Regions from separate parts of the Homo sapiens genome. Here regions 2 and 3 are each linked to region 1. Evidence: chromatin loops called from intact Hi-C (ENCODE). Cell type or tissue: heart left ventricle. All regions are shown on one strand. Links, peaks and the distances in the headings refer to the core of each region. The heading gives the core; the rest is flanking DNA. Region 1 overlaps ALPL (alkaline phosphatase, biomineralization associated). Region 2 overlaps RAP1GAP (RAP1 GTPase activating protein). Region 3 has its middle 68 kb from the start of NBPF3.

The links. Hi-C counts contacts between places; a loop is a spot of excess contacts. Peaks named below come from ENCODE experiments on the same cell type or tissue, not always from the same donor. Only the 100,000 strongest peaks of a DNase experiment are listed, where the experiment ranks them.
Region 2: it touches region 1 in a loop (7-fold over the local background); 15 of 110 quality-filtered maps call a loop at or near these places.
Region 3: it touches region 1 in a loop (16-fold over the local background); 50 of 110 quality-filtered maps call a loop at or near these places.

What each region holds. Positions count from the first base shown.
Region 1 is chr1:21,571,194-21,578,711 of GRCh38, reverse strand. ALPL (alkaline phosphatase, biomineralization associated) reads right to left here. Exons shown (of 12, transcript NM_000478.6): 9 at 4,913-5,047; 10 at 2,788-2,979; 11 at 2,071-2,190; 12 at 302-1,329. The coding sequence ends at 1,064. Among named protein-coding and RNA genes, the nearest start is that of LINC02596, 11 kb to the left of the region's middle. RefSeq lists enhancers at 617-1,140, 3,215-3,889, 3,890-4,564. In heart left ventricle, for the core only: CTCF peaks have their summits at 3,763 and 4,459 (motif pointing right); DNase peaks (open chromatin) are centred at 3,931 and 4,491; H3K27ac peaks cover 2,058 bases.
Region 2 is chr1:21,657,131-21,664,648 of GRCh38, reverse strand. The region is part of intron 1 of RAP1GAP (RAP1 GTPase activating protein); the gene reads left to right. Among named protein-coding and RNA genes, the nearest start is that of RAP1GAP, 8.5 kb to the left of the region's middle. RefSeq lists silencers at 5,014-5,063, 5,134-5,293. In heart left ventricle, for the core only: CTCF peaks have their summits at 5,164 and 5,379 (motif pointing right); a DNase peak (open chromatin) is centred at 5,318.
Region 3 is chr1:21,369,106-21,375,949 of GRCh38, reverse strand. No RefSeq gene overlaps it. Among named protein-coding and RNA genes, the nearest start is that of NBPF3, 68 kb to the left of the region's middle. In heart left ventricle, for the core only: a CTCF peak has its summit at 5,220 (motif pointing left); DNase peaks (open chromatin) are centred at 4,046 and 5,237.

The DNA of each region.
Region 1 (7,518 bases), core at 1,664-6,663:
ATCCACCTGCCCCAGCCTCCCAAAGTGCTGGGATTACAGGTGTGAGCCATTGCACCCAGCCTCCTCTTTAATCCTCACAATAACCCAGAAGGGGGTTGTCTCCCATTTCACAGACAAGAAAACTGAGACACAAACCTATGTGTCCAAAGTGGCACAGGTAGGGAGTGTGAAGCCCCCAGGACAGCAGAAGGCCTTTCCACCCTGTCCAACCCACCTGTACCCCGGGCCCTGAGGCCAGTTCTTCCCAGAGAAATAAGCTTCTTTCAGTCTTTTTCTCACTGACCACAAAGACTCAGCTCTGTCCTCGGAAATATTTGGAAAGTTTTATTTAAATGTTTTGTGTTCCCTTTTAACCACCACCAAAAAGAGAAAAAAAAATTTTTTTTTGCCGTTCCAAACAGGAGAGTCGCTTCAGAGAGGAGCTGGCGTGTGTGTTCAGAGCCCAGGAGTGTGAGCCCTGCCAGGTGGCTCTTCCCGGCCTGGGCCACGCTGGGTAGGATGGCCACCCAGGCACCGGCTTCCTGGGACCCTGGTGGTCTTGGAGTGAGTGAGTGAGCAAGGCCTTGTCCTGAGGAGAAAGACCTCAACTCCCCTGAAGGAGGGCTGGGCCTGGGGACAGGGACATGAGCATTGTAGGGCCTGGGGGGTTCCAGAGGTAAGGAGATGGGAGTGGGAGGGTCAGGAGATGAGACTGGGAGGGTCAGATCCAGAATGTTCCACGGAGGCTTCAGGGCCTCTGGGTCTGGAGAAATACGTTCGCTAGAAAAATAAGAGGCTTTGAGAATGTCTGCAGTCTGTACTCTCTGCCTGCCCAAGAGAAATCTACCCTGTTGGCCAAAGGGCAGCGGGGAGGGAGCAAAGGCTGGAGGCCAGAAGTGGGTTTGGCCCTTGGGGAAGATTCCAGAGGGGAGCGAGGTGGGCGGCAGACTTTGGTTTCTTGGGTCCCCTTTCTTGCAGTTGCAGAGGCTGAGGAGGCCCCCACCTCCCTGCCCCTTGAGGGGGGGGCTGCCGTGTGGGAAGTTGGCATCTGTCACGGGCTTGTGGGTGCCCGGGCCCTGGGCCCTCAGAACAGGACGCTCAGGGGGTAGAGGGCCAGCGCGAGCAGCAGGGGGCCTGCAGCAAGGCTGCCTGCCGAGCTGGCAGGAGCACAGTGGCCGAGGTTGGCCCCGATGCAGGCTGCATACGCCATCACGTGGGGGACGTAGTTCTGCTCGTGGACGCCGTGCAGCAGGTGCGCCATGGGGCCCTTGGAGAAGACGGCCACGTCCTCCCCGCCGTGGGTCTCGTGGCGCAGGGGCACAGCAGACTGCGCCTGGTAGTTGTTGTGAGCTGTGGGCCAGGGGAAACACCTGCTGAGAGCCTGCCAGGGGCCTGGCGCTGCGCACGCAGCTTTTCCATCTCCCTTCCAGGCTGGCTTGAATGCTCCCATTTCACAGAAGAGGAAAAGGAGGCTCAATGTGGGAAAGTCATTTTGCCTAAGGCCACGGGATTTGAACCTGAGCCTGTTCTGACACAGGAGTCTGCATTCTCAACCCCCAACAGAGAAAATTAACCTCATTTGGGCTGCTTGGATTAGCAGGGAGAGTTGACGGGGAGACTCTTACCATTGCTGCATCTTTAGACCCCCTAGAACCACTGGGAGTATCAAGAACGAATGAATGATATGGGATGGGATGAACTAACTGCAAAGTCTCGTATACTGGAATATTATAGGGCCAAGAAAAATGAGTATAAAATATTGAGCACCTACTTGTGCCAGGCACTATGCTAAGCTCATCAGACCCATTTGGTCATTCAGACAACCGTCAAAGGTAGAACCCTTTTAGAGAGGAAACTGAAGCAGAGAAAGATGAAGTCACATGCCCAAAGTCTCAGAGCTGCTAGATTGTAGAAGGCGATTCAAACTGAGGTTGTTTGAATCAAACAACCTGGGACTCAACAATCAAACTGGGACTCAAGCCCCAGTCATTCTGAGACCCCTGACCTTGACCACAAGCTGACACCCTATTCCCAAGCCCATCCCCGAGGGGTGCCCTGTCCCCTCCCAGCCCTGGGTCCTGGAGGTCTCACCATAGTCCACCATGGAGACATTCTCTCGTTCACCGCCCACCACCTTGTAGCCAGGCCCATTGCCATACAGGATGGCAGTGAAGGGCTTCTTGTCTGTGTCACTCAGCATGGGGGCCAGACCTGCACAGGGAGGGGGTGTTCAGGGGTCATGCTGGGGCCCCAGGAGTACAGTCCCCAGCCCCCAGATTAGGCTCCTTGGTGGCTTGGTAACCCCTGGGATCTTCTTTGAAGGGCCCTGCAATGCCTCCAAGAAGCCACCTTCTAAACCTTATTATTTCCAACTAACCATTCCCCAGTTTTCATTGTACCCATGTCCCTCCCATTCATCCATCCACCCATCCATCCATCCATCCACCCATCCATCCATCCACCCATCCATCCATCCATCATCCATCCATCCATCCATCCATCCATCCATCCATCATCCATCCATCATCCAGCCAGCCATCCTCTCTCATTCATCTATCCACGTTCTCGCCCAGCCATGGTCAACGTGGCCATCCATCCACCCACCTGCCTGTCTACCCGACCACCACTCAACTCACTCCCCTGCCTCACCCTGCATTTTCTCCCCATCCCCAGTAACTCTTCCTCCCCACCCAGTTGTCATTGAGTCCCCACCATGCTCTGGGCTTGCTGGCTCTCCCACCCACTCCTGCTCCCAGGTGGGTAGACAGGAGACCCCAGGAGTGTCCACCCCAAAGAAGGCCCACCTACCAAAGATAGAGTTGCCACGGGGGGTGTATCCACCAAATGTGAAGACGTGGGAATGGTCCGCAGTGACCACGGTCAGAGTGTCTTCCGAGGAGGTCAAGCTGCCTGCCTGCCCGATGGCCCGGTCCATCTCCACCGCCTCATGCAGGGCCTGCTTGGCTTTTCCTTCATGGTGCCCGTGGTCAATTCTGCCTCCTTGGGACACCAAGGCAAAGGCCTCGGTGAGGGAGGAGGGGAGGAAGATCTGCTCCCCAGCCCCACAACACTGCTGCTGGATTAACCTTTGTTAGCTAGGGAAGGACAGGAACCTTCGCCGGGCACCACTCTGAGCTAGCACCACAGCCTAGGCATTTTACGCAGCCATTCAACCTGACGGAGGCCAGAGAGGGACAGCCCCGGTGCCAAAGGCACATGCATGGGGGCTGCAAAGTCCAGATGTGTAATCAAATTCACCAGGCCGGGAAGCTGTACTCCTCCCACCGCCCCTCCCAGCACTGTCTCTAGCTGCTTGAAGGAGGCACTGAAGCCTTTGGGAGGTAGGGAAGGGGGCACGCTGGAATCCCTACAATGTGCCAGGCACGACACACCCATGTCTCTTTTCCCCTGAACAGCAATGCTGGGCAGAGAGGAATATGATCAGTCCTGTTTACAGATGGAGCAACTGAGGCCTAGTGTGGGGAAGCCCACGGTGGGATTTGCCAGGATGTGAATTCAGGTGTGACTCGTCCTAACCCCGTTTTTCATCTCTACCTCAAATCATCCCCTCTAAAAAGAAAGCACGGAGCTCCCAGAGGTAGTGAAAGTCCCCAGTGCCTGGGCAGTGCCTGTGGCAGGTTCCACAAAGCCCTGCCGAAGCCTGAACCCTCGCAGCCTCCGCCCCCGCTTCCCACCTCCGGGTGAGTGCAGGGGCCTGGCTGGAGGCTTGGCCCAGCAGCCGAGGGCTCTGTGACCTTAAAGGAACACTTCCCTTGCTAACAGGAGGGCGCTGCCTGGTGGACACTCCCAGCTTGGAGGGTCCTGGGCGCCAGGCAGCCCTCTGTTCCCACCAGTCTGAGCCTCGCGGTGGCCCGGCAGGCTGGCAGGGCGTGTCCTCCCTTTGTTGTGGCTCTGGGAGCAGCTAGCCTGGGCGGCCCATCCTGGCCTTGCTCACAAAGGAAACCGCTCCCGGGGGAGCCCGTGCTCACCACCGCTGGTTTCTGGCTGGCTCCTTGGCGTCAGAGGCCTGTTCGGGGCCAGGCCAAGACCGCTGTGCTCGAGTGGGAACCCCGGGGTTTGGCAAGAAAGCAGCCAAGCTGGGCTGGCGGACGCTCACCTCTGGAAGGCGGAGGCGCTGAGCATGTGTGTATGCGTGGGGAGCATATGTGCAAACATGTTCACGTGTGTGCATGTGTGTGTATACATACCGATGTTAGCAGGGCAACATGAGGAACTGCGGTGGGCAAGGGCTGTTAGCACTGGAAGGTTTCTGGAATCTTTATCACTTCCTCACACTTCCTATTGTTCCCGCCTTAACTATTGTGTAGCCATAACAAGGCTAATAATAGAAACACGGTTTATTCTTTACTGGGCCCCGTTCCAAGTACTTTATGTCTCTGAACACAATGGAGGCGAATCACTCTCCAGGAGACAGATGCTATTTTTGGCTTCACATAACAGAAGTGCACAGGTAGAGGTCACACCGCCAGCAGATGGCAGCGCCAGGCCAAGAATTCAGGTCTGTCTGCAAGGCCCCTGGCCGGCGCTGAAAGAGCCTGGGAACATCAGCACACAGCGTGGGAAAGCCGGGGCCTGCGGATTTGCTTTTCTGGGCAGTGAGGCTGAGGGGCTGCTTGCCCCTTCAGGGCCAGGTCCCCAAGAAAGACTACCAAAGGGGAGAAATCTGCCTCCTCTCCCAGGAAGCCTTCCTGGATTGCTGAACCTAACTTGCATCTCCATGCCCAAAGGAGAGCAGCTTGCTGGGCTGGGAGTGTCTACAGTGCCACCCGTCTCCTTCCACAACCTATTCTCCTAAAGGGACCTCTCCCTTCACCCCCAAACCAGTCAGTTCCCTTTAAGAGCTGGACTTCTCCATCCTGACACCAGGGCCGTGTTTCCAGCAGCCCCCTCTCAGCAGACCCGGGGTCCCTACCTTCCACCAGCAAGAAGAAGCCTTTGGGGTTCTTCCGCAGGATCTGGATGGCCACCACCACCATCTCGGAGAGTGACGGGTCCGTCACGTTGTTCCTGTTCAGCTCGTACTGCATGTCCCCTGGCTCGAAGAGACCTGAGGAGGACGCCAGGAGGATGTGGATGCTGAGAGGCTGTGACCCGGCTAGGAGGACTCCAAGGAAGCTGGGGTGTCTCAGGGAATGCAGGCTCCCCACAGCCAGCTTGGGGTAGAGTATGGTGGCTGGGAGGATCCTTATCTGGGTGATTTTTGTGGGCCCAGAATTAGGCCCCCAATTCCTTTTTTTTTCTTTTTTCTTTTTCTTTTCTTTTCTTTTTTTTTTTTGAGACAGAGTCTCACTCTGTTGTCCAGGCTGGAGTGCAGTGGTGCGATCTCGGCTCCCTGCAACCTCTGCCTCCCGGGTTCAAGTGATTCTCCTGCCTTAGCCTCCTGAATAGCTGGGATTACAGACATGCATCACCACACCCAGCTAATTTTTGTTGTATTTTAAGTAGAGACAGGGTTTCACCATGTTAGCCAGGCTGGTCTCGAACTCCTGACCTCAGGTCATCCGCCCACCTCGGCCTCCCAAAGTGTTGGGATTACAGGCGTGAGCCTCCGCACCCAGCCCCAATTCCTTTCATTTTCATTCCCACCACTATGGCGCGGTGGGATCACCATGCCCGTTTCACAGATGAGGAGCACTGAGGCCCAGAGGTGTTCCATAACTTGCTATTGTCAGCTGAGAAGTGGCAGATCTGGGGTTCAAATCCATCAGTCAGTCTGCCTCCAGCCTGCAGGGCTCAGCACACAGCACTGTGGCCCCAAGGCAGAGGGTCACAGCCTGGACTCGATGGGGCCGCTAGAGTGTGTGTGCATTTACATGTTGGATTTGAAGGGCACGGTGGCCTGTGCAGCGAAACAGCAGAAGGTTTGGAATCATTGTCCCTCCTGCTCACTGGGCTCCGTTTTCTCACTTGTGACATAAGGAGAATGATCCATTCCTTGCCCATGGCACAAAGTTCCATGTGTCCCATGCTGGTGCTTCTGATTCTGGTGTCCTTCCAATTCTGGTGTCCTTCCAGAACACCCTGCCCCTCTGTGAGTGGGTACACAGCCGAACAATAGCTCCCATGCACACAGGGTTCACTTGGTGCCACATGCTGTTAGCGCTTTGGAAGCAGGCAAAAGCCAGCCTCCAAGATGGTGCCCAATAACCCCTGCCCCCTGGAATTCACGCGCTTGTGTGGTCTCCTCCCACACTAGCCTTTGTATGCCATAGAATGCCACCGAAATGATGGTGTGTGATTTCGAAGGCTGGGGCATAAAATGTTGTAGCTTCTGTTTATATACTCTTGGATCTCTGTGGGAAGCCAGCCACCATGTAATGAGGACACTCAAGCTGCTCTATAGAGAGCAATGTGCCAAGGAACTGAGGCCTCCTGCCAACAGCCAAGACCAACTCGCCAGCCATGTGAGTGAACCATCCTGGAAGCACCAGCCCCAGTCAAGCCTTCAGATGACTGTGACCTCATGGGAGACCCAGCTAAGCTGTCCCCAGATTCCTGACCCAAAGAAATTGAGTGAGGCAATAAATGTTTACTCTTGTTTTAAACTGTTAAGTTTTGTTTTGTGACAGGGTCTCACTCTGTTGCCCAAACTGGTGCAGTGGCATGATCATAGCTCACTGCAGCCTCAAACTCTTGGGCTCAAGCAAGCCTCCCACGTCAGCTTCCTGAGTGGCTGGCACCACCACACCTGGCTAATGTTTTCTTTCTTTCTTTTTTTTAAGATAGGGTCTTGCTCTGTCACCCAGGCTGGAGTGCAGTGGCATAATCACAACTCACTGCAGCCTCAACCTCCTGGGCTCAGGTGGATCCTCCTACCTCAGCCTCCTGAGTAGCTGGGACTAAAGGTGTGCGCCACCACACCTGGCCAGTTTTTAAAAAATTTTTGTAGAATTGAGGTCTCGCTATGTTTCCCAGGCTGGTCTCAAACTCCTGGGCTCAAGTGATCAACCTGCCTTGGCCTCCCAAAGTGCTAGGATTACAGGCGCGAGCCATTGCACCTGGCCTAAGTTTTTTCGTGTTTGTTCTTTGTTTTTTGTTTTTAGACGGAGTCTTGCTCTGTCACCCAGGCTGGAGTGCAGTGGTGCGATCTTGGCTCACTGTAACCTCCGCCTCCCGGGTTCATACCATTCTCCTGCCTCAGCCTCCTGAGTAGCTGGGACTACAGGCGCCCGCCACCACGCCAGGCTAATTTTTTGTATTTTTAGTAGAGATGGGGTTTCACCTCGTTAGCCAGGATGGTCTCAATCTCCTGACCTTGTGCTCCGCCCACCTCGGCCTCCCAAAGTGCTGGGATTACAGGCATGAGCCACTGCACCCGGCCTGCACCTGGCCTAAGTTTTGAGATAATTTGTTATACAGCAACAGATAACTTATACAACACAAGTTCATGTCATGCTCATGACAACCCAGGGGTTGTCTCCAGCCCCATCACTATCTCCATTTTATGGGAGCATCATTATCCCTACTTTATAGAAGAGGAAACTGAGGCAGAAAGAGGAGAAATCACTTGCCCAAGGT
Region 2 (7,518 bases), core at 2,519-7,518, 85 kb before region 1:
AGTTTCCTCCTTGAGGAGTCCTTGCCTGGCACATATTAGGTGTTCAGTAAGTGATAATGTTAGTAGTAGAATTACCAGTTGCACAGCAAGAGGAGAAGTGGAGGCGCTCCTGGAGGCGAGACCAGCTACGGCGTGGGCAAGGGCTGGGGGTGGCAATGTGGACACTGGGTTGGATTCATGGAAGGTGGGGGTAGGGACAAATCGGGGTCAGTCTATTAAGGGCCTTGAATGGCAGGCCGAGGAGTCTGCATTTCCCCAAAATCAATGCAGGATACACGGGAGGGGCAGGCTGAGCCCACTAGCCTGGAATGAGGAACCACCTGGCGTAGTTCTCTGCCCTGCCACTGCTGTGTAAGGATGGCCCCCTCGCCTGTTTCCCTGGGCCTCATTTTCTCCCAGTGTGCAAAGGAGAGGATTCCAGCCTCTTCCATCCCAGGGGCAGGCAAGAGGATCAAGGCACCAAGCCACCCGGGAACTAGGTTGCTATGAGAGCTGGAGAGCCGGGGGCTGTCATTGGTTCAGGAAGTCAGGAACCTTGTGTTCCGCTTCTGGCCCCACCCCACTAGCTGGGTGAGCTCAGGCAAGCCGCCCGGCCTCTTTGAGCCTCCCTTTCCATCTGTGGAATGGGAGGATGTAGTTTCTGTCTTTGCAGTACAGCTCCCATGAGTTGAAGCTGGTGACTGTGTTGTGTGAGCCTCAAGTGTGTTGTTGTATCTCTGGGGGAATTGCAGTATTTCTTGAAACTACAGTACCTGTTCCTCAGACTCCCCTGAGACGGTGGATCTGCTGGCAAGGCTGGGGTTTGGGGGCAGTGGGTGAGGATCAGATGCCTGAGCCACCTCAGAGGCTGTGACCTTCTCAAGGCCACGGGAGCCATGTGTCTGCCGCAGCCAGGCTGTGGGGGCAGCAGAGGGAAGGTGGAGGTGGGGCAGATGGGTCCAGCCCTCTGCTTGGCTCCTGAACTCTGGGCCCCAGTTCTGCGAGGGAAAGCCACCCCAGTACCCTGCTCAGAGGACAGCCCTCTCCAAGGCCTCACTCCTTGATTCAGGGCTCGAGGGGTAGGGTGGAGGTGGCTGATGGAGGGTGACCTTGGGAACTTCTTCCTGCCTGCAAGCTCGGTGCCAGAACTGCCAGGGCAGCCCTGATTCTTCTTGCTCAAAAGTTGGCAGCGTCAGGGACCCTCGAGAGGCTGCCAGGACAAGGCCTGAGCTGATGTCACCATCACCAGCCTCTTGCGTCTTCCCCTGTGTTGGAGGTCCAGAGAGAGGCCATCCACCCGCTGGCAGACTGCTGTAGGCACTGTGCCCACCCGGGCAGCAGGCTCAGGATGCCATGGGACTGAAGACTCTAGCCTTGCCTCATTCACCACTTGCCTTTCACTTGAGGTGTGGGAGCTCTGCCAGGGATAGAGGGTTGCCCTTACAGCCCCTCTCCCAGGGCTCCCTGCCTCTAGAAACAGGACTGGGCAGAGCCGCTGGGACAAAGACCTCACCTGTCCGAGTCCCCAAAGCCCACAGCCCTCCCTGGCTGGAGAGGTGTGGGCTCTGTAGTCCTCCGAAGGGCAGAGAAGCCTGGGTCCTGCACAAACTCTACAATGCTGGGCCCACCCAATGGCAGTCAGGGTGGGAAGTGGGCAGCTAGCTCAGGAATTCTAGGAAGATTCTGGATGGGGGGAGGCATGATGGGGCCTGAGCAATTGGATGCAGGTGGGGGCATTCATTGAGCACTTGCAGTGTGCTGGGCCCTATGTAAGCACTTTTCATGGATCTATCTCATTTAATCCTCTTAGCAACCCTCAAGGGCTCAGAGAGGTTAAATAGCCTGCCCCAGGTCACCCAGCTGGTGAGTGGCTGGGGCTGAGATTTGAATTGAGGGTTGTGTGACTCTACTTTTAGCCATTTCTGTGTACTGCATGCAGAATGAGAAGGGGTTGGGGAGGGCGCCATACAGAATCTGTGCTCTGGGTAATGGGAGCAATTCTGGGCAGGGGCAGGAGCAGGGGTGGGGCTGAGACTTGGAGGCTCACACCTGCAGGACGTGGCCCTGAAGCTTCCAGGCCCTAAAGCTTCCAGCTCCCCCTCCCCATGGCCTATCCCTGGGGCCCAGTGCCCCAGGCTGGCTTGGGGGAAAAGGATGAATGGGGACAACTTTTCAGGGGTTCCTGTGGACACACAGTCCCACAGACCCTGACTTCTCCTGGCCCCCTACGTCTGTGTAAATTCCCAGCTTGGAAACCCAAGAAATCCCCAGCTTCAGAGCTGGGAAGGAGCCCACAGAGATCAGCTGGTCCAACCCCCTCGTTTTACAGATAGTAATTATCATGATTATGCCTGATGGGAGCAATTCACAAAGGACTTTCACATCTGGGTTGCTGCTGAGTGTGCCGGAGCCCTTGGGGCCAGCAAGATTCATCCACATTTTGTGGGTGAGGAAACTGAGGTTCATAGAGGCAAGGAGATGGACCTAGGGGCACACAGTTGACCTTGGTACAGGTCTCTTCCTTCTGAGACCCAGCACCTGTGTGACGTGGCTCTGGGGCTGCACCCTGCATTGGAGTGGGGCTGGTCCTGAGAGGTCTGTATGGGGCCAGGGCAAGTATCAGATGAGGTTCTGAGATTCCCAGTGATGCCTGCCTCCTCCCTGTCACGGGAACACCACGCCCTTCAGTGGCGTGGTCTGGAAGAGACAGACTGGTGGGCAGAGCTGTTTCCAAGAGACTTCTCTGCCCACCATGCACATGGGGGCTATGCTGCCCCAGAAAATCAGATTGAGAAGGGCCCTTGGAGGGGCCTCATTATTCAGAGAAGAAAACTGGGGAGCTGCCCACAGTCACATTGTGAGCCATTGGTGGCACTAGGCTTAGAACACAGATTTCCTGGCTCAGCTCACAGCTGTCCTTGCACGTGTCCAGTAATAGTACTAAAGACAGTCTCCATTTATTGTGTGCCTACTATGTGCCAGGGGTGAGCAGTTTACACTGAATCCTAAGAACAATCCTATGCGGTAAGTACTTTTATTATCATTGCCATCCTCTTTTACAGATGAAGAAGCTGAGGCTTTGAGAGGTTATGAAAATGGACCAAAGTCACAAGCCAGGAAGTGGCAGAGCAGGAATTTAAGCACAGGTCCATGTGATTCCAAACCCATACTGATGCCAGGCCTTATGTATATTATGATAGGACTAAAGTTGACTTTCTGTTTCTTTATGTTCATAGTCAACGTAGGCCATCATTCATTCATTGAACATTTATGGAGTGCTCACTAAAACAAGGAGACTATAGAGCTGATCAGGGTTGAGGGTCAGAGATTAGGTCATGAGGCAGGGAGTCTCAGACACTGCTAAGCTCTCTGCCTCCACCAAGAATGGCTGCGTCTCCCTCCTTTTTTTTTTTTTTTGGAGACAGAGTCTTGCTCTGTTGCCCAGACTGGAGTGCAGTGGTGCGATCTCAGCTCAGTGCAACCTCGGCCTCCTGGATTCAAGCGATTCTTGTGCCTCAGCCTGCTGAGTAGCCAGGACTACAGGCATGCACCACTACGCCCAGCTAATTTTTGTATTTTTACTAGAGATGGGGTTTTGCCATATTGGCCAGGCTGTTCTCGAACTCCTGACCTCAGGCGATCCACCTGCCTCAGTCTCTCAAAGTGCTGGGATTATTACAAGCATGAGCCACCGCGCCCCAGCCATCTCCCTCCTCCTCCTGTCCCCAGCTCAGCCCAACTACATTTGCAGCCTCTTCCTCTGCTTCTCCTGCCCACCTGATTTACCCCTGGGGTAAATGAAGGCATGACTCAGCTAGGGCTCCTGGGCTTTGTGTATCCCAAAGAAGACCCTACTGGCAACAGTGTTAACAGCCACCACCGTGCAAGCCGTTCGTGAGCACAAGGCACCATGCTAAGGTGTCTGTGTGCATCACCTTGTTTAACACGCCATCACTCTGTGAGCTAAGAGCTAGTATCATCTCCATTTTCCAGATTGGAAACTAAGGCTGACGGTCACAGCTCAAGACTGAGTCGGGGCTGGGTGCAGTGGCTCTTGCCTGTAATCCTGGCACTTTGGGAGGCTGAGGCGGGAGGACCACTTGAGGTTGGGAGTTGAAGACCAGCCTGGCCAAAATGGTGAAACCCCATCTCTACTAAAAATACAAAAATCAGCCGGGCATGGTGGCGGGTGCCTGTAGTCCCGGCTACTCAGGAGGCTGAAGCGAGAGAATCGCTTGAACCCTGGAGGCAGAGGTTGCAGTGAGCCAAGATCGTGCCATTGCACTCCAGCCTGGGTGACAGAGCGAGACTGTCTCAATAAATATATATAGCTGAGTTGGAACCCACTCTGTCCAGCCCTCTTGAGCCTGTGCCCTTCCTCACTGGCTCACACTGCCCTGCTCTGTATCCAGGCTGTGTAGTTATGCATTTAGAGCCCTGGTTCCTGGAAGGCAGGGCTTCAGCCAAGCAACGGGTTATTAAGCACCTACTGTGTGTCTTGGGGAGGTGCTTTGTGAGGCTAAAGCTTGTGAGGATGGGGAGATTGGGTTCCTCTGTGAGAGATCTTGAGGCTCCATGCCCGCATCCTATCCCAGAAGGCATTCAAGCCCGAGGATACCAGGACAGAGCAGCCAGGGCAGGGCAGTGTGTACTGTTGGAAGGACTTTTTCCCTGGCAGGAGCGTCCCTCACAGTGACTCAGAGCAGTGTGAAGACCTCAGAGAGGTTTTGTAGCCATATCTGCATCCACTGATCCTTAGGCAAGCCACTCAGCCTCTGGGACCTTGGCTTCCTGATCTGTGAAATGGGGAAGATGATTGTACCTAATTTACAGGGTGGGTTTAAGGACTGGATGAAAGCACTTGGCACAGGGCCTCGGGAACTAGAAGGGGCTGTGCCACTGAGCTGCAGCGCACGGGTGATAGGGACTGAGGTCCCGAAGAGCTCGGAAGAGCTGGATCTGCTCTGTTTGCACACCTCAATTTCCCCCGTCAGCCATGGCAGACATGTAACTCTTGCAGGATCAGCCTCACGGGGCTGTTGTCAGGATCACAGAGATCCCGGAACGCGTAGGTGCGGCCCCGTGATCTGCGCACCGAGAGAACGGGTCCCGCGGGAGGGGGCGGCGAGAGCACAGTGGGCGGGCGCAGGTGCGCCCTTGTGAGCTGGGAGACGTGCGGCGGCGCCTGGCGCCGGGGAGAGGGCGAGGACGGGCGCTGGGGCCGCCTCCATGTAAGGGAGGGGTGAGGAAGTGCGGGGGGTGGCGAGCGCGCGGCCGGTGACTGGGGGCGCTGTCCCGGCGGCTCCGGGTCCCCACCCTTCTCTGAGATGCTCCCGGGGCGCTGTCCCTGGTCCTGGAGCCCGGGCGGCCGTCGCCTGCAGTTCTTATGACGGCCAATTGGTGGCGCCCGAGACCGCGGCGGACTCCCGGACCCATTAGAGAACACGTTTTAAAAAGCGTTCTTCGGCCGGGCACTGTGGTTCACGCCTGTTATCCCAACACTTTGGGAGGCTAAGGCGGGCGCATCACCTGAGGTCGGGAGTTCGAGGCCAGCCTGACCAACATGGAAAAACCCCGACTCTACTAAAAATACAAAAATTAGCTGGGCCTGATGGTGCATGCCTGTAATCCCAGCTACTGAGGTGGAGGTTGCGGTGAGCCGAGATCGCGCCATTGCACTCCAGCCTGGGCGACAAGGGCAAAACTCCGTCTCAAAAAAAAAAAAAAAGCGTTCTTCATTTTCCTGTCATGATATTCCTAGGAAATAAGCCTGCCTACACACCTGACTTCAAAAACCAACTATATACTGGCATAAGAGATGAAAAAGGCCCTCCACCTCCCTACATGAATGCTGTGGCATGACCACACCACAAGAGCCAAAGAAGTAACCAGCCTTGGGCACCTATTTATTAAAAATATACCCTTAGATTTAAAAAAATTAAAATTATCGTAATAGAGATGGAGTCTTGCTTTGTTACCAGGCCGGTCTCGAACTTCTGGGCTTAAGCAGTCCTCTCACCTCAGCCTCTCAAGGTGCTGGGATTACAGGTGTGAACCACCTTGCCCAGCCTACCCTTAGATTTTTTGTTTTTGTTTTTGTTTTTTGAGACAGAGTCTCAAAAACTCCAGGCTAGAGTGTAGTGCTGTGATCTTAGCTCACTGCAACCTCCGCCTCCTGGGTTCATGCAATTCTCCTGTCTCAGCCTCCTGAGTAGCTGAGACTACAGGCGCATGCCACCACACCTGGCTAATTTTTGTATTTTTAGTAGAGACAAGGTTTCACCATATTGGTCAGGCTGGTCTCGAACTCCTGGCCTCAGGTGATCTACCCGCCTCAGCCTCCCAAAGTGCTGGGATTACAGATGTGAGCCACTGAGCCCGGCCTACCCTTAGATTTAAGAGCAGAAAGTCATGTCGCTGTACCTGACCTCTAGTTCAGAATGACTTCAGTAGCTGCACCTTTGAAAAATGTATTATGGATTAAAGCCACACCAAAAAATATTCATTTGTAAACCAGAGTTAGGTTCTAGGATGGGTTACCCGGGCTTTTTACCCACTTGAATATCTAGGAGGATATCTGATGAACAACAAATCTCCTGAAGTGGGACTCTCACCAGCGTAGCTTTCCTGTCCCCCACCCACTGAATGACAGTGGCGACCCCGTCATTTCTGAGGACTGAAACCACCCTGGCGCCCTCTGGGGGGCAGAGCCACCCTTGTTGAGAGCCACTGCCTCAATGAGGGCCTTGTCGGGGTGGAGAGGGGCTCTCAGAGTCCCAGACTGGTTGGCCTCCTGGGAGGGTGGTATCATAAGGAACTGTTGGGAAACTCTCTCCCCCCATTATAGATGAACCAGCAGAGGCCAGAAGTGGGAAGGCACTTGTGATGAGAAATGGTGGGTTGCCAGCAGAGCTGGGGCCACAGGCAGGTCTCCCCAGGTCAGGACTCCGCCAGCCCAGCTTCCTGAGGGGAGCTCTGGGCCTCAAGCAGTCTCCCAGCTTTGTCCAACTGCCCCGAAAATGGGCTGGGAGGGCCACGCCCATAGCAGTGGAGGTAGGAGATGGGGGCTGGCCGGCTAGACACCAGCCTGTAATACATGAGAGGTGTCTTGGCCTCCACTCTGCAATCCTGGAGATGCAGCAATTGCACTCTTCTCTGACCCCCAAAGAGCCATTCTGTCTCCTACCTTTATTTCTTCCCAGTAGTTAGCTGGATGCTCCATGCGTGTTTGTGAGGTGTGTACACATCTGTCTGTGTATATTGTATGAACATAAATAATGTGATTTGAGTAAGGATGTGTGGGCCTGAGATTCCTGTGCCTGTATGTGCTGTCATCAGTGTGTATTTACATGCATGTACTAACGCAGCCGGAGTCAGTAGGTGCATGTGCACTGATGGGGGACCTAAGGGTGGGAGCTGGAGTTGACCTTTGCATGTGCACGTACTTGTGGGTTTGCAGCATGGGGGCTGATGTTCATGTGAGCCTGTCTGCATGCATTTGATCTTGATGTGATCTCTACAGGCATGAGTTAGATGACT
Region 3 (6,844 bases), core at 1,845-6,844, 200 kb after region 1:
TTTTTCTTCCTATGCTTCCAGGTCTGTGATGGGAGGGACTGCCATGAAGACCTATGACATGCCCTGGAGACATTTTCCCCATTGTCTTGGTGATTAACATTCGGCTCCTTGTTACTTATTCAAATTTCTACAGCCAGCTTGAATTTCTCCTCAAAAAATTGATTTTTCTTTTCTACCACATTGTCAGGCTGCAAATTTTCCAAACTTTTATGGTTTCTCTTTTAAAATGATTCTCCTGCCTCAGCCTCCCGACTGGCTGGAATTACAGGTGCATGCCACCACACCCAGCTAATTTTTGTGTTTTTAGTAGAAATGGGGTTTCACCATGTTGGCCAGGCTGGTCTCGAACTCCTGACCTCAGGTGATCCGCCCACCTCGGCATCCCAAAGTGCTAGGATTACAGGCATGAGCCACTGTGCCCGGCCTAGTTTTTATATTAATAGGTAGGCCTTTTATCTGGTAATTATTCTATCGGTTTTTCTTTGTAGGTGACTATATAATCTGCAAGTAATCACAGTTTTCCCTCTTATTTTTCAATCCTCACACTTTTCCGTTTCTCTGAAATGTCAGCAAGAACTCTAGGACTGCAGGGAGCGGTGGCTTACACCTGTAATCCCAGCATTTTGGGAGGCCGAGGTGGGTGGATCACTTGAGGTCAGGAGTTCGAGACCATCCTGGCCAACATGACGAAACCCCATCTCTACTAAAAATACAAAAATTAGCTGGATGCGGTGGCAGACACCTGTAATCCCAGCTACTCAAGAGGCTGAGGCAGGAGAATCACTTGAACCTGGGAAGAGGAGGTTGCAGTGAGCCAAGATCGCGTCACTGTACTCCAGACTGGGAAAAAGAGCAAGACTCCATCTCAAAAAAAAAAAAAAAAAGAAAAAGAAAGAACTCTAGGGCTAAGTTAAGTAGTATCCGTGATTTCAGGCATCCTTGAGTTGTTTCCAATCTTGGAGGTACTTAAAGCTTGTCCTATAAGACTATATTTGGGAGGCTGAGGCCGGCGGATCACCTGATGTCAGGAGTTCGAGACCAGCCTGACCAATATGGTGAAATCCCATCTCTGCTAAAAACAATACAAAAATTAGCCGAGCATGGTGATGGGTGCCTGTTGTCCCAGCTACTTGGGAGGCTGAGACAGAATTGCTTGAACTCGGGAGGCAGGAGGCAGAGGTTGCAGTGAGCTGAGATCACATCACTCTAGCCTGAGCAACAGAGTGAGACTTCATCTCAAAAAAATATATATATACACATATGTGTGTGTGTGTATATATATATATATATATATATGTATGTATATACACACATATGTGTATATATATATGTATACACATATGTGTATATATACATATATATGTATATATACACATATGTGTATATATACATATATATATATGTATATATACACATATATATATTTCGGCTAGGTGTGGTGGCTCATGCCTATAATCCCAACACTTTGGGAGGCCAAGTGGGGAGGATTGCTTGAGGCCAGGAGTTTGAGACCAGCCTGGGCAACATAGTGAGACCCTGTTTCTACATAAAGTAAATTTTAAAAATAGCTGGGTGTGGTGGTGCACACCTGTAGTCCCAGCTACTTAGGAGGCTGAGGTGAGAAGATAGCTTGAGCCCAGGAGTTGGAGGTTGCGGTGAGCTGTGTTCATGCCTCTGCACTCCAACCTGGGCGACAGAGTAATATCCTGTTTCAAAAAAAAAAAGATATATTTGCTAAATTTTGGCATGTAATTTTTTTAAAATTTTATTTATTTATTTATTTTGAGATGGAGTCTTGCTCTGTCACCCAGGCTGGAGTGCAGTGGTGCTATCTGGGCTCACTGCAAGCTCCGTCTCCCGGGTTCACACCATTCTCCTGCCTTGGCCTCCCAAGTAGCTGGGACTACAGGCGCCCGCCACCACGCCTGGCTAATTTTTTGTATTTTTAGTAGAGATGGGGTTTCACCATGTTAGCCAGGAAGGTCTTGATCTCCTGACCTCGTGATCTTCCCGCCTTGGCCTCCCAAAGTGCTGGGATTACAGGCGTGAGCCACCGCGCCCGGCCTGGCATGTAATTTTTATACACTTTTATAAGTTATTTTCTGTTCCTTGTTTGCTAATAATTTTTAAAAATCAAAATTATTGCTGAATTTATCAAAAGTCTTTTATGTACATGTGTCCCTCCAATGAAATAATCACATGGTTTTTCTTCTCTAGTCTATTAATTAACATGGAAAATTTAATGTATACATTTTCTGATGGTTAATTCTCCTTTCTTATGTGGAATACACCCTATTTTGGTTGTGATTCCAAAAAAAATAAACATAAGACTGGGCACGGTGGCTCACACCATCCAGCACTTTCAGGGCCTAAGTAGGGGGTGGATTGCTTGAGCCCAGGAGTTTGAGAACAGCCTGGGGAACATAGCAAAGCCCCAGCTCTACAAAAAATACAAAAATTAACTGAGTGTGATGGCGCACCCCTGTAGTCCCAGCTGCTTGGGAGGCTGAGGTGGGAGGATCACCTAAGCCCAGGGAGGTCGAGGCTGCAGTGAGTTGTGATCATAGCACTGCACTTCAGCCTGGGTGACAGAGTGAGACCCTGTCTCAAAAAATAAAATAAAAAATAAATACATAAAGAAATAAACACAGAATTCAGTTAGCCAATATTTTTAAGATTTTCATCTTGTGTTTATAGGTGAAAATAACCTGTAATTTTCTTTTGCTTTGCTTTGCTTTGCTTTGCTTTTCAATTGAGACAGGGTCTCACTCTGTCACCCAGGCTGGAGTGCAGTGGCACAATCACGGCTCACTGCAGCCTTGACCTCCCGGGCTCAGGTGACTTTCCCACCTCAGCATCCTGACTAGCTAGGACTACAGGCACCCGCCACCATGCCCGGCTAATTTTTGTATTTTTTGTAGAGAAGGGGTTTCTTCAGGTTGCTCAGGCTGGTCGCGAATTCCTGGGATCCAGCAATCCACCCACCTAGGCCTCCCAAAGTCCTAGGATTACAGGCATGAGCCACCTCGCTCCAGCCTAATTCTCTTTTCATGTTTTGTTTTTCCAGTTTTGAAAGTAAGATGATATTGCCTCATAAAATGAGCTAAACGATTCCCCATTTTTTTCTGATCCGCTTGTCTTAGAGTTTAAATACATTTATACCCAGAGAGAGGGATGGGCTTGACAAAGATCACAGAGTCAGAGACATTTTAGAACCCTCTTGGGGATGTCACTCCCCTGGGCCTTTGTCAGGCAGGATTGGCGCAGCCACTGCGTGGTTATCTGCTTAATGCTGCAGATCAGAAAAAAGAACCCTGGACTGGGAGCTCCAGTCCTGTTTTTCCATACAACTCGGCCTCCATGGCCTTGTGCGTTGATTTCCTCCTCCATAAAATGGGAGCATGGGCTCAGGCAACCCTGAGCTAGAACCCTGTTCTAGCCCTGACAGTGGAGGCCTTTGTGATTCCCAGACACTCTCCAGGGGGTTCAGGGCAAGCTTCAGAGACACAGACAGAAGCTGGATCAGCCTGGGCGACATGGCGGGACCCCATCCCTACAAAACATTGAAAAATTAGCCGGGCATGGTGGTGTGTCTGTGGTCCCAGCTACTGGGAAGGCTGAGGCAGGAGGATTGCTCAAGCCTGGGAGGTCGAGGCTGTAGTGAGCTGTGATCACACCACTGCACTCCAGCTTGAACGACAGAGTAAGACCCTGTCTCAAAAAAAAAAAAAAAAAAAAAGCTGGTGAAGAAGGGAAACACCACTTGGTGTGAGCGCCATCTACTCAGACAGCCAGGGCCGTGAGTCTGCAGCTCCAGACCCGGCTATGCCTGTAACCTTGTGTGGATCTCCATGTCTAACAATGGGCTCTGGGTTTTGAGCTCCAGGCAGGGGCCTGGGAGAAGGAAGAAGAAGAGGCTTCCTTACTCCCCACTGGCAGGGGAGTCAAGCCTGGTGTGTCACGGGCTCACCCCACGTCCTCCCTGGCCCTTCAGAGGCCTGGTACTGGGCACTGGAAGCTCGAGGCCTGGTGAGGTCCGGCGAGGCTAAGCCTGGCTCCGGGATTGTTTCTGGGGAGCTGCCTCTTCTAGAGGCCTGATTGGTCTTCCCCTCCCCTCCTCCCCTAGGCCCCCAGCCTGGTTCTCTGCCCCAGCTCCCTGCTGCCAACCCTGCTTTCCAAATCCCAGGCCACAAAGCCCTGCCCAACTCTTTCACTCCCCCACTCCCAATCCCAAATCCCAGCCTGGACTCTGCCCTTTCCTTCCCAGCACAAAGTCCCTTTCCTCCCCAGATCCCCTTACTCAAGCAAGGCTCATTCTTACATTGGACTTCTTTGTCTTCTTTTTTTTTTTTTTTAATTTAAGTTCTAGGGTGTATGTGTGCACAGCGTGCAGGTTTGTTACATAAGTGTACATGCGCCATGTTGGTTTGCTGCACCCATTAACTCGTCATTTATATATTTATATTAGGTATATCTCCTAATGCTATTCCACTCCACTGCCCCAACTCCTTCTTTTTTTTTTTTTTAATTATACTTTAAGTTCTAGGGTGTATGTGTGCACAACGTGCAGGTTTGTTACATATGTGTACATGCGCCATGTTGGTGTGCTGCACCCATTAACTCGTCATTTCTATAAGGTATATCTCCCAATGCTATTCCTCCCCACTGCCCCAACTCCTTCTTCTTCTTCTTTTTTTTTTTTTTTTAAAGAGACAGGGTCTCACTCTGTCATTCAGGCTGGAGTGCAGTGGTACAATCATAGCTCACTATAGCCTAGACCTCCTGGGCTCTAGCGATCCTCCTGCCCCCAACCCCCAAGGTGCTGGGATTACAGGTGTGAGCCATCGCGCTCGTCTTGGACCTGGTCCCTCATCCTCTTCTACCCAGAATGTCCCTGTTCACCCCACGTGGGTCTGCTCTGAGCCTGGGGAAATAGCCAGTATCCTTCTGTCTGTTCATTTCCTTCTTGGTTCGTCTGAGGCTGCTGCTACTCTCTGCCCCTAAAGCTGTTCCCACCTATTCCCAGAGGCTCCCTGAGCTTGACCTGGTTGCTCCTCACCCACCTGAGCTTGGGGCACCCCAATCCACTCCTAGCCCCATTCCCCACCCCACAGGGCTTCCATGGTGCTCTGGGCTCCCCTCCAGCCCCCATCACTTCTTGGGTATCACAGCCTGAAGGCTTGCATCGAGTCCTTCCCTGGATGGACACCTGCTGTCCCCTGCTGGTCAGTTTCTTAGAAGACCTCGACAGTTGTCCAGGCGCAGGGATGGAGCCTGAGCTACCCTTTTTACCACAAGCTGTCACTTCACTGTTGTCACCCAAGCTGCAGTGCAGTGGCAATCTCTGCTGACTGCAACCTCGGCCTCCCGGGTTCAAGCGATTCTCCTGCCTCAGCCTCCCAAGTAGCTGGGACTACAGGCACCCACTAAGAAGACCAGCTAATTTTTGTATTTTGGGTAGAGACGGGGGTTTCACCATGTTGGCCAGGCTGGTCTCAAACTCCTGACCTCAAGTGATCTGCCTGCCTCGGACTCCCAAAGTGCTGGGATTATAGGCGTGAGCCACCGCGCCCAGCCATAACAGTACCGGCCATTAACATGCTTTTTCTAAGGGAATCTTCACAGCAACTTTCTGAGGTAGGTTCTGTTATTGTCCCTGTTTTACAGATTGGAAACTAAAACACTGAGATAAGTCACTTAACTAAGGGATAGTGCTGGGTTTGAACCCAATACTTTCCCCTCCCCCCCTTAAGGACAGGGTCTTGCTCTCTTGCCCAGGCTAGAGTACAGTGGTGCAATCATAGCTCACTGCAGCCTTGACCTCCTGGGCTCAAGTGACCCTCCCGCCTCAGCATCAGGCATACACTACCATGCCTGGCTAATTGTTTTATTTTTTGTAGAGATGGGGTCTCACTATGTTGCCCAGGCTGGTCTTGAACTCCTAGGTTCAAGCGATCCTCCCGCCTTGGCCTCCAAAAGTGCCCCAATATAATTAATAAGGAGAACGAGAACAGCCAACATTAGCCCAGCTCTCCCTCAGGAGTCAGAGCTGCACCGGGCTCTTTAAATTCATCACCTCCTTAAACCTTCTCTCCCACTTTCCACAACGTGGGATGAAACCTTTGCCATTCACTCCACACCCTCAATGCTCCTCCCACAAATACAGCCTGTATGGCCTCCCCAACTCTCAGAGGAGACCTCACAGTGCCAACAAAGTATGCAAAACTCTTACGCATATTTCTTTTTTACTTTGTGTTTTTTTGGAGATGGAGTCTTGTTCTATCGCCCAGGCTGGAGTGCAGTGGCGTGATCTCTGCTCACTGCAACCTCTGCCTCCCGGGTTCAAGTGATTCTCCTGCCTCAGGCTCCCAAATAGCTGGGACTACAGGTACGTGCCACCACACCCGGCTAATTTTTGTATTTTTAGTAGAGACAGAGTTTCACCATGTTGGCCAGGCTGGATTCGAACTCCTGACCTCAAGTGATCTGCCTGCCTTGGCCTCCCAAAGTGCTGGGATTACAGGCATGAGCCACCATGCCTGGCCTTATTCTCCTTATTTTAAAAGGGAGCTAACAGAGTCCTAGAATGTAAAGGGACTTGGCTGACATCCCCCAGCAAGTCAGTGAAGTTGCTGGGTCCCCTCTATGGGCCTGCAGACCCAGGTGTAGGATGTGGTGCCTCTTTACCATTCCTGGCTGCCAGGAGCTCCTAGGATGAGCCTGAAGCTATATGCAAATGTGATCATTTAAATTCACTATGACTCTGAGAGAGAAGGGTTATTCTCCCCACAACACAGGTAAGTGAGCCAATTCAGGCTCACCAGGGTCACAGGACTTATCCAAG